Linked DNA regions of Homo sapiens: region 2 is linked to region 1. A link is a contact called in ENCODE Hi-C or POLR2A ChIA-PET data. All regions are on one chromosome and are shown on one strand. The core of a region is the stretch at or near the end of the contact, and the rest is flanking DNA. Distances in the headings are between cores, read along the strand shown. Region 1 holds the start of CCN2 (cellular communication network factor 2). Region 2 has its middle 33 kb from the start of MIR548H5.

Evidence for each region. Hi-C counts contacts between places; a loop is a spot of excess contacts on that map. ChIA-PET counts read pairs that join two places held with the same protein, here RNA polymerase II (POLR2A).
Region 2: a map of ascending aorta shows a loop between it and region 1 (3-fold over the local background). The contact joins the enhancer-like site here to the promoter of CCN2 in region 1. A Hi-C loop is called at or near these places in 1 of 168 maps with a recorded cell type or tissue (ascending aorta). POLR2A ChIA-PET finds 5 or more read pairs at or near these places in 1 of 52 experiments (HepG2).

Annotation. Positions count from the first base shown.
Region 1 is chr6:131,949,057-131,954,740 of GRCh38, reverse strand. It overlaps CCN2 (cellular communication network factor 2), which reads left to right and starts at 3,369. Exons shown (of 5, transcript NM_001901.4): 1 at 3,369-3,634; 2 at 3,749-3,971; 3 at 4,198-4,449; 4 at 4,581-4,792; 5 at 5,181-5,684. The coding sequence starts at 3,569. The coding sequence ends at 5,477. All of the region lies in intron 2 of CCN2-AS1 (CCN2 antisense RNA 1), which reads right to left.
Region 2 is chr6:131,756,517-131,762,200 of GRCh38, reverse strand. No RefSeq gene overlaps it. Among named protein-coding and RNA genes, the nearest start is that of MIR548H5, 33 kb to the left of the region's middle. Within about 2 kb of position 3,100, at least 2 of the 41 ENCODE cell types and tissues checked have a DNase peak (open chromatin) inside an H3K27ac peak, as active enhancers do; they include ascending aorta, where a contact is called at or near this core.

The DNA of each region.
Region 1 (5,684 bases), core at 2,120-4,619:
TCTGTAGTCCTGCCAGGTTTTCTCTGTGTCTGATACCTGATCAAGAAACCTTTTTTTTTTAGGGAGGAAAAAACAACAAAAAACTTAAGGGAAGGAATGTAATACATCCACAGCTGAACATCTTACAAGACTTAACCAAACGACCAGTACAAATGATGCCCTAGTAGACACACACACATACCTTATATAGCTTGGTAAACAGGACTCAGTGGCCAGCTTAGTTAATTCCTCATTTTACCACGAGGAAAAAATGCTCTCTAAAAAGCATTTGCTAGATAAATACTTGCTTACAAGTCAAAATTAGTGCATCTTAACCATTTTGCACACAAATTCAAAGATCTTTTTCTCCCAACTCTGACCTGCTGTCAATCAAAGGGGCTGGGGTAAGTCAAAGTTGGATGAAGTTATAAGAAGCCACTATTTCCCACTTTACCGCCCAGGCACACACAAACATTTGCTGAGTCATTGATAATAGTGCAAGAATTCAGATCCCATGGCATGAATTATGGATGGAGTATCAGCCTTTCCCTTTGAGTTTCCTGGCATTTGATGGTCCATATCACAATAAAAACATACTTCTGAGTCTGTGAATGTCTTGGGTGTCTTCTCTCATTCTCTCTCTCTCTGGGTGTGTGTGCATGTATGTGTCTGTCTGTCTCTGTGTCACTCTCTTAATAATAGTCTTTTAACTCCTTCAAAAAGAGTTTTGATCATAAAGCCTCAATCTAACCTGATAATGCACAGAAACTTTTTCTTTCCTGAGATTTCATATGTTCTATATATTTCAATATGCTTATTTCCTCTTAAGCAACATTAAAATCATCTATTTGGAACTGACTATAGATTTTTTTGAGACTTCGAGGGACTATGAGAATTTTATAGTAAAACCAAATTCTTTCTTTTGACATTTTTAACAACAGAGCAGAATGGTAATATACTTATTATACACAGAGATTGAAAAAAAATCAAGAAAATCTGAAAAAAATAAAGCACCAATTCCCTGGAATTTTCATCTACTCAGCCCTCACTGAACCCTATTAAATTAAAAAAATTATGATTACTTTCATTTTTTAAACAGAAATGGGAATATGGCTCCTACGTGTGACTTCCCTGAGATCTGCGAAAGGCAGTTCCAAGAATACAACCTAGGCCATCTAACTATAACCCAGTACAACAATTTATCCCCTCCATGAATGAGTCTCCCTGCTGCAGGCATGAAGATGGTGGTAGCTTTCAGACTCTCCTGAGGATTCAGAAATTCCCCAACCCTTCTCCCACCTACCTCACTCTGCAAGCTAGGAGAGCTCACCACCAAGCCCACATCCCACCTTAGGTGAGACTCGCACTGCACATCCCTACCCTTCCCCAGCCACCACACCTTTCCAACCATTAGAGGTAGATGTAATTGGGGGTTTAGGTCTTGAAAGGTTTCACTGTGGCTTCCCACATATTTTGGACTTTTAAAATCATCCACAAGGGAAGAAAAAGTTGAGGGCCAAGTTGCCTTTAATACACATGTGGCTATTAAGTTAACTTGGAATGTTCCTTCTTTAAATAGGAACTCTTAGGCCTCTTCTTTTTGAGGAATGCTTGGAAAGGACATTAAATAACAATGACGAAAATTCTTCCTGAGCTTCAGAGGGCACCCCCACCCCTTTGCTGGCCATTCACACTATTGACATGCAACTACACTCTATAACATGTGGCTGGCTTAACGAGGTAATCGTGCACAGATGATATGCTCTATGCTGAAGTTGGAGTGGTTATATTTCTTCTTGGCTATTTTTCAACAGACTGTACTGAAACTTTAAAAATTTGATCAGTTTAAACAGGCTGTTTTCAAATGATAAATCTATAATGCATTGTTTCTAAAGCCGATCTTTGCACCACAAACAGATATGCTTATCTTGAACCCATGCTCTGAAGCATCAACAACTTAAAGGAATCTACTCATTGGTAACACCAATGTCAAATGATGCGGCATTACAGAATACAAAAATGGTATGGCCCTAGAATCACTCTCTTTATATAAAATGGGAACTGGAGGTATTAACAAAAAAGCCACTAAACAACATAGATTCCAAATGAAAGCACAGTGAATTAGTTGGGTCTTTAGTGAAGCTAAGTAGCACTATATTAAGAAATGGAGATATGCTTAGGTTTATTGGCCATATTCAACATCTGCACACACCCAGGGAGAATAAAGCCTATTCTTTCCTTGTCCTGACCTCACTCCCTCAGGCTGCATGTTCCTTGGGTAATGAGAAGTCACAATCACTATTCATAGATGTGTGGGGAGTCACTAAAAATATATTATTCACTGTCAATCTTAGTTTATATCCAGATACAACAGGGTACACTGCTCTTGTAATGGAATCAGACTTCTTATTTTAACAAGACAAACCAAATCCAATCCACATTTGAAGATTATAGGTTTTAATATAAGAAAATGCACTCATTTCTCAAAGACCCTAGTGAAGCTGTGTTTAAATGCTCCTAGGTGAACCCCCTTTGCATCCCAGTGTTCCCACCCTGACACCCAGAGCCCCTACCTACCCAACACAGAATCATTTGCTCTGATAGAACAATGGATCCCTTTTTCTGGAAACATTGATGGCCACTCCTCCCTTGTCCTTGCCTATATAAAACTCCTACATATATTAAGAGAAAACTAAGCAAGAGTTTTGGAAATCTGCCCCAGGAGACTGCATCCTGAGTCACACGCGTCTTTGTTCTCTTTCTTGTCCCAAAACCGTTACCTCAAGTGACAAATGATCAAATCTCAAATATAGAATTCAGGGTTTTACAGGTAGGCATCTTGAGGATTTCAAATGGTTAAAAGCAACTCACTCCTTTTCTACTCTTTGGAGAGTTTCAAGAGCCTATAGCCTCTAAAACGCAAATCATTGCTAAGGGTTGGGGGGGAGAAACCTTTTCGAATTTTTTAGGAATTCCTGCTGTTTGCCTCTTCAGCTACCTACTTCCTAAAAAGGATGTATGTCAGTGGACAGAACAGGGCAAACTTATTCGAAAAAGAAATAAGAAATAATTGCCAGTGTGTTTATAAATGATATGAATCAGGAGTGGTGCGAAGAGGATAGGGAAAAAAAAATTCTATTTGGTGCTGGAAATACTGCGCTTTTTTTTTTCCTTTTTTTTTTTTTCTGTGAGCTGGAGTGTGCCAGCTTTTTCAGACGGAGGAATGCTGAGTGTCAAGGGGTCAGGATCAATCCGGTGTGAGTTGATGAGGCAGGAAGGTGGGGAGGAATGCGAGGAATGTCCCTGTTTGTGTAGGACTCCATTCAGCTCATTGGCGAGCCGCGGCCGCCCGGAGCGTATAAAAGCCTCGGGCCGCCCGCCCCAAACTCACACAACAACTCTTCCCCGCTGAGAGGAGACAGCCAGTGCGACTCCACCCTCCAGCTCGACGGCAGCCGCCCCGGCCGACAGCCCCGAGACGACAGCCCGGCGCGTCCCGGTCCCCACCTCCGACCACCGCCAGCGCTCCAGGCCCCGCCGCTCCCCGCTCGCCGCCACCGCGCCCTCCGCTCCGCCCGCAGTGCCAACCATGACCGCCGCCAGTATGGGCCCCGTCCGCGTCGCCTTCGTGGTCCTCCTCGCCCTCTGCAGCCGGGTAAGCGCCGGGAGCCCCCGCTGCGGCCGGCGGCTGCCAGGGAGGGACTCGGGGCCGGCCGGGGAGGGCGTGCGCGCCGACCGAGCGCCGCTGACCGCCCTGTCCTCCCTGCAGCCGGCCGTCGGCCAGAACTGCAGCGGGCCGTGCCGGTGCCCGGACGAGCCGGCGCCGCGCTGCCCGGCGGGCGTGAGCCTCGTGCTGGACGGCTGCGGCTGCTGCCGCGTCTGCGCCAAGCAGCTGGGCGAGCTGTGCACCGAGCGCGACCCATGCGACCCGCACAAGGGCCTATTCTGTCACTTCGGCTCCCCGGCCAACCGCAAGATCGGCGTGTGCACCGGTAAGACCCGCAGCCCCCACCGCTAGGTGTCCGGCCGCCTCCTCCCTCACGCCCACCCGCCCGCTGGAAAAAGAAACCGCTCGGACTGAGTTTCTTTCTCCAGCTGCTGCCAGCCCGCCCCCTGCAGCCCAGATCCCAACTCGCATCCCTGACGCTCTGGATGTGAGAGTGCCCCAATGCCTGACCTCTGCATCCCCCACCCCTCTCTTCCCTTCCTCTTCTCCAGCCAAAGATGGTGCTCCCTGCATCTTCGGTGGTACGGTGTACCGCAGCGGAGAGTCCTTCCAGAGCAGCTGCAAGTACCAGTGCACGTGCCTGGACGGGGCGGTGGGCTGCATGCCCCTGTGCAGCATGGACGTTCGTCTGCCCAGCCCTGACTGCCCCTTCCCGAGGAGGGTCAAGCTGCCCGGGAAATGCTGCGAGGAGTGGGTGTGTGACGAGCCCAAGGACCAAACCGTGGTTGGGCCTGCCCTCGCGGGTGAGTCGAGTCTTCCTCTAAGTCAGGGTCGTGATTCTCTCCCAGGGAGGGAGTCCTAACTGTGCCGACCGAACGGGGGAAATACCTTATCCAGGCGTTTTACATGGTGTTTGTGTGCTCTGCTCTCGCAGCTTACCGACTGGAAGACACGTTTGGCCCAGACCCAACTATGATTAGAGCCAACTGCCTGGTCCAGACCACAGAGTGGAGCGCCTGTTCCAAGACCTGTGGGATGGGCATCTCCACCCGGGTTACCAATGACAACGCCTCCTGCAGGCTAGAGAAGCAGAGCCGCCTGTGCATGGTCAGGCCTTGCGAAGCTGACCTGGAAGAGAACATTAAGGTACATGTTCTGCTCCTATTAACTATTTTTCACAGGAAAAACAGTGGATAGGACCCAACTTAGGGCTCTTGCCACGCTTGTTAGTATAAGCCCGTTATCTCCAAAACTATCTAACCATTGAGCTGTTTTGCTGGAATGAGAGCTTGTGTAATAGCAACCACCAGTTTTCCACTACGAAATCTTCCACAGGGTTAGTTAATTCAAGACATTCCAAGAGAGGCTCTGGCTATTTTTGGACATAGCAAATGAGACTCAAACTTCCTCCCCTCAAAATATAAACAGAAGTCAGACAACAGAAGACTAAAACACAGAGGGTTGAAGAAAGCCACTCCTCTTGTAGAGTCGCTGATTTTTTTTTTTCCTCTCTCTTTTCCCTTGTCTTCCTTAGAAGGGCAAAAAGTGCATCCGTACTCCCAAAATCTCCAAGCCTATCAAGTTTGAGCTTTCTGGCTGCACCAGCATGAAGACATACCGAGCTAAATTCTGTGGAGTATGTACCGACGGCCGATGCTGCACCCCCCACAGAACCACCACCCTGCCGGTGGAGTTCAAGTGCCCTGACGGCGAGGTCATGAAGAAGAACATGATGTTCATCAAGACCTGTGCCTGCCATTACAACTGTCCCGGAGACAATGACATCTTTGAATCGCTGTACTACAGGAAGATGTACGGAGACATGGCATGAAGCCAGAGAGTGAGAGACATTAACTCATTAGACTGGAACTTGAACTGATTCACATCTCATTTTTCCGTAAAAATGATTTCAGTAGCACAAGTTATTTAAATCTGTTTTTCTAACTGGGGGAAAAGATTCCCACCCAATTCAAAACATTGTGCCATGTCAAACAAATAGTCTATCAACCCCAGACACTGGTTTGAAGAATGTTAAGAC
Region 2 (5,684 bases), core at 1,851-4,350, 190 kb after region 1:
AAAATAAGCCAGGTGTGGTGGCATGGGCCTGTAGTCCCAGCTACTCAGGAGGGTGAGGCACGAGGATCGCTTGAACCCAGGAGAGAGAGGTTGCAGTGAGCTGAGATTGCACCATTGTACTTCAGCCTGGGCGACAGAGTCAGACTCTGTCTCAAAAAGAAAAAAAAGAAAGAAAAAGAAAGAAAGGAAGAAAGAAAGAATGAAAGAGAGAGAGAGGAAGGGAGGGAGGGAGGGAGGAAGGAAGGAAGGAAGGAAGGAAGGAAGGAAGGAAGGAAGGAAGGAAGGATCTACTTAAAAAGACTGAATTCCTAATGGCTCCAGTCGTCCTTCATAACACATCTCAAAGTGAATTACCACAAATCATAGATTTGAAAATGAAAAACTAAAATATCAGATAGTCCAAAAAATAGGTGCAAATAGCAGAAATAGACATATTCTATTCTTTACTTTTTTCTGTTAGTTTTTCTTTGCCACCCACCTTCTAGGACAACTGCTTAAACATCCTGGAAGACTGAATCACCACGTGTAAGGAAATCCAGGAGTACTGGTTTCTTGGAAGTCTTGTAGGTGAGTCATATATCATAGATTTGCCTTTAACAATTTCATTTGGAAAAAAGTTTTCACATTTCCCAAATCTACAGTACGTCTGTTAAGCAGACTTAAAGTTAAACACGATGAAATAGTACATAGCTTGTTAAAGCTGGAAAGTGTTATATTGTGTGCTTTTTATAGCAAAAGATATTTTCACTTCATCATGTTGCCTTTTCGTATTCTTTTTTGAAACCACCACTATCATCAATCGTTGTAGTAATTAGTATTAATAATGCTAACTGCTCTAACAAATCTACCAAAGACAGGTAAGCTTCAAACACAGCCACATAGAGTATTTTGGTTGTGACAGGTTGGTTCTTCCCTTGGCAACCTTAACGCTTTCATGTTTGGAAACTGACCAAGTATGAGGATACATTCTGTTACATGCAGATGACTCTTTTTATGTTGGATACTTCCAAATTATTTCCTGAGTATATTAGGAGATTTGAATTTGGTCTAGATTTCTTGATGTCCCTGAAACCTCTTCATGGGATTCTTCAGAGTAGGCCAGGGTCTGTCTGGATAGCTACAGTTGTTCCAAAGGGTTCAATTCTACTCCCCCTTTGAATAGCCAAGAGTTTCTACATCTGTAAAATAGCATTTACCTCATAGTATAAAGGAAAGGTTAAATGAAATAATGTATGCAGAGCACTTGGTACAGTGCTTGGAAATAGGTACAGATAATAATCAATACACAGACTATGACCCTATACAAGCAGTGCTAGAAGGATACACATCCTGATATTAGTGGTGATTTGTTCTGCTTGATGGTACCATGAATGCTTATTTCTTTTGCCTATCAATATTTCTCTGTTTACAGTAAATATTTATAGCTTTGTAATAAGTAGGATTAAGAGGTTATTTTTAGTCCTTAGGATAATATTTTAAATTCAGTACAAGTGTTTAATTTATCTCTCTTTACCCCTGAGATTTTCCTGTTAACTGGATAAATTTTTGTTAGTGACATAAAAATATAATAATAAAGTACATGGGGAAGAAAATACTTGCCTAGGAAAGTAGTCTTTTTTTTTTTTGCTTCAGCATTCTAAACTTAGAGGGAAAGTATTAACAACAGATAACCTGGTACTCCTAGCAGCATTTTCAATTAAGAGGAAATGGATGACTGCCTGGAAGTCCAATTGACCCACATGAGCCTGAAATCCCCTGGGAGTTTCTCTTCTCACCCTGTGCCCGTTCTGAGGCCAAACTCAGCATTTTGCCACATCTCCCAAATAGATCCAACACCACAGTGACTTGGTTAATAATATCAATTTTACTGAAGAGGAATTCTAGGGGAATTGAGGAAGAGAAATCACATCATCCACCACCCTGCAAAATTAAAAGAAGTGAAGCTTCAAGATTTGCCTCCAAACTCCTTTCTCTCAAAAATCCTGTATATTGTGCTGACATTCAAATCTAGCCTTTGACTTGATTCCTCAGTTACTGAAAAAGAAACCCAGGCATGTAGCCAACAATGCCCGCCACAGACAACATCCATCACCCCCACAGCAAAAACAAACCAGAAAACACAACAATCACTATCTAGTGTTAGTCAAGTCTGACCCCTGAATATGTTTTACCCTCCGTCTAAAGCAATTTATCACAATATTTACAATATTTACCCAGCACAACTGTGTGTGTGTGTGTGTGTGTGTGTGTGTGTGTGTGTGTGAGTAAGGGTGGGAGGTGTGGTTGTGGTGAAATTCTGCAGCAAAGAGAATGTAATTTTTATCAGATGGGTAAATATACAAAAGGGTTATATATCCATAAACACATAGGGATAGATATACAATATGAAAGTGACAGGGACTCTCTCAGCTCTGCTTTCAGCCTCAGCCTGTCCTTTCCCTGAGTTTTGGTTTCTGATGACAATGGTCTGGACAGCCCTGAAGTCCTAAGTGATGGGACTGGGATTTTTGACTTAAGTTCCCTCTGTGTGACAGCCTTCACCTGTATGGCCTCTTAAAATTGAGGATTTTTATTAAAATAGTAGATTTTAGATGCTCTGGCTACCAAGAAAAAAAAGGGCAACTATGTGAGATGATGGATATGTTAATTTGCTTGACTCTAGTAAGCATTTCACTATGTATATGCATATCAAAATATCATGTTGTACACCTTAAATATATACAATCAAATAAATAAAATAATTGTAAATGCCCATGACAGTAGTTTCTGCAAACACATGGACCTCCAATGCAAGTATTTTTAAAAAAACTTTTTGAAAACTCTAAAAAAGCCTTTCCTCTATATACGTTTGTATAACACATTTGATTAAGTTGAATTTTAATTGAAAATACAGAGACAATTTCTACTTCTTCTTCAACAGCAGTGTGTCCTAATAGCATATAAAACTGTCTTGAACATGCGAATAAGACTTATCTGATAGCTGTCATGAATCCAAATTCAAACTTTTTTCCAACTATTTACTCCATCACTCAGCAACCATTTAGTAATTGTCCAGTTACTGTTTCCAAGTATGTGGGCCTTGGCTTGTAAAGTCAAATTGGCGAAAGAGGAAAACCTGCCCTACGAAGTTTCCGTCAAATAAGTCTAAACTCCAGACAAGTCTTGAGTCACTCTGACTCTACTTGGTTATTGAATTATATGGAAACTTTTCTCTACTCATTGGCACTGCTAAAACCTCCAGACAACTGGTTTCCAGTCTTACAGTGTGGTGTGCTGTTTTTCTTTAATTGCCTTTTGAAACACAGGATAGTTTTATTTTCCACTTTCACCTTGCTGTTTTGGGGTTTCAAAATTTATATTTGCATATTATCTAAGTTATTCTTATTTTTAAATAAAGACAAGGAAATTTCAGATTTTAATATTTGATCTCTTTTTTAGCCATTGTTTCTTAAAATATCAGCCATCCTGTCTGAGGCAGGCACATTCCATGGTTGTCCCAGACATACCTAATGAATACAGCTCCCCTGCAGAAAATATGGGAGGGAGGAGAGAGTATTTGCCCTGGAGAGTTCCAGTCTGCCATTTTGCTGATCATTCCATTATCAGCATCTTATCCTCGAAGCTTTACCCACAGCACTTGTGCAAACATTATCTCTCCATATCCCAGAAAAACAAAACTAAGAATTGAACGCATTAATCTCTTGGGAATATATACAATTCAAAAGAGGCATAAAGAATTGGAAGAATTTATCACCTCTCCTATGGGAATAGTTCAGGTCCCAGAAAGAAAAGTTTTCAGAAAGAGCCTTAAATCCAGTTGGTTTCACCCTATTGGCCATCCCATACTCTGCACAGAGGGGGACGATACACTAGACTAAAAACAATATTCTAAATTCTCTGAACCTTACTTGCTGCATCTGTGCCTACTTTCAGAGTTGCTTAAAAAAAGTTGGTTGTGTAAACTTTAAAAAGTAATATCTTATGAGTGCATGTAAAAACTTGTGGAATCTGAGAAAGGTCTGTAGACTTGTTAACAGTATTGTACCAGTGACATGTCCTGGTTTTGATATTTTACCACAGCCATGTAACATGTTACTAGTGGGGGAAGCTAGCTAAAGGGTATACTGGGCTCTTTGTGCTATTTTTTTCAATTTTCTGTGAGTCTATAATAATTTCAAAAATAATAAATGTGATATATACGCTTTAATTTTAAGAGAAATAGTGTCATCAGAAGTTCTGAGGTTAAGGTACAAAACACATGCAATTGACAGTATTCAAGAGTTTTGGACTTACAAAAATGACAATTTCATATGGTATCCTAATACTATAAAATGTGTAAAATGCAGTTATACTTGGGTTTATTGCCAATAGACTTGTTTTTGCTAACTAGAAAACAAACAAAAAACCCCCACAAAATCTGAACACTTTTTTTAGTTGATTGTAATTTTAGAAAATAAATTCCCCTCTATCTAGTTTCTTACCTTTTTTTTTTTTTTTTTTTTTGAGGCACAGTCTTCCTCTGTTCCTCTATTGCCCCAAGTTGGAGTGCAGTGGCAACATCTTGGCTCACTGAAACCTCTGCCTCCCGGGTTCAAACGATTCTAGTGCCTCAGCCTCCTGAGTAGCTGGGATTACAGGAGTGCGCCACCATGCCCAACGAATTTGTGTGTGTGTGTGAGTGTGCATATTTTTAATAGAGATTGGTTTTGCCATGTTGCCCAGGCTGGTCTCAACTCCTGGCCTCAAACGCTGCTGCTGCTTCCGTCTCCCAAAGTGCTGGGATTACAGGCATGAGCCACTGAACACAGCCTACTTTCTTATTCTTGAGATGGATCTTAGGAAATGGTTATAAGAGGTCTGAGAGGAAAAGAAATGTGTTCTAACAGCAGTGCCGGCTTCTACTGCTCCTTGAACACAGTGCATGTCCCTGTGTTGACTGCTTCCCCATATATCAGCCTGGCTAACACTTTGCCTCCTCTAAATCTTTGCTCAGATTTCAGCATCTCAAAGAGGTCTCCCCGGAGTGCTCTGCTTAATATTTCTTGCAACCTACACTTCACAACATCACTACATTCAATTTTTCTTTCTTTCTTTCTTTCTTTGGAGACAAGGTCTCGCTGTGGTACCCAGGCTGGAGTGCAGTGGCACAATCATGGCACACAGCAGCCTAGACCTCTTGGGCTCAAGTGATCTTCCCACTTCAGCCTCTGGAGCAGCTGGGACTACACAGCTTCTTTTTACTCTTATTTACTTCTCCTTTTCTCTTCTGTGGCATTTAGCACTTTTTGTTTGTTTGTTTTTGCTTTTGTTTTTTGAGACGGAGTCTCCCTCTGTCACCCAGGCTGGAGTGCAATGGCGCGATCACGGCTCACTACAACCTCCACCTCCTGGGTTCAAGTGATTCTCCTGTCTCAGCCTCCAGAGTAGCTGGGATTACAGGCGCACGTCACCACTCCTGGCTAATTTTTTTGTATTTTAGTAGAGACAGGGTTTCACCGTCTTGTCCAGGCCGGTCTCGAACTCTTGGGCTCTGGCAATCAACCCGTCTCGGCCTCCCAAAGTGCTAGGATTACAGGTGTGAGCCACCGCGCCTGGCTGCATTTATCACTTTCTAACACACATAATTTAATTTTCTTATTTGCTATACCTGTTGTTTACTGTGTCTTCCCTGCTAGAATATAAGG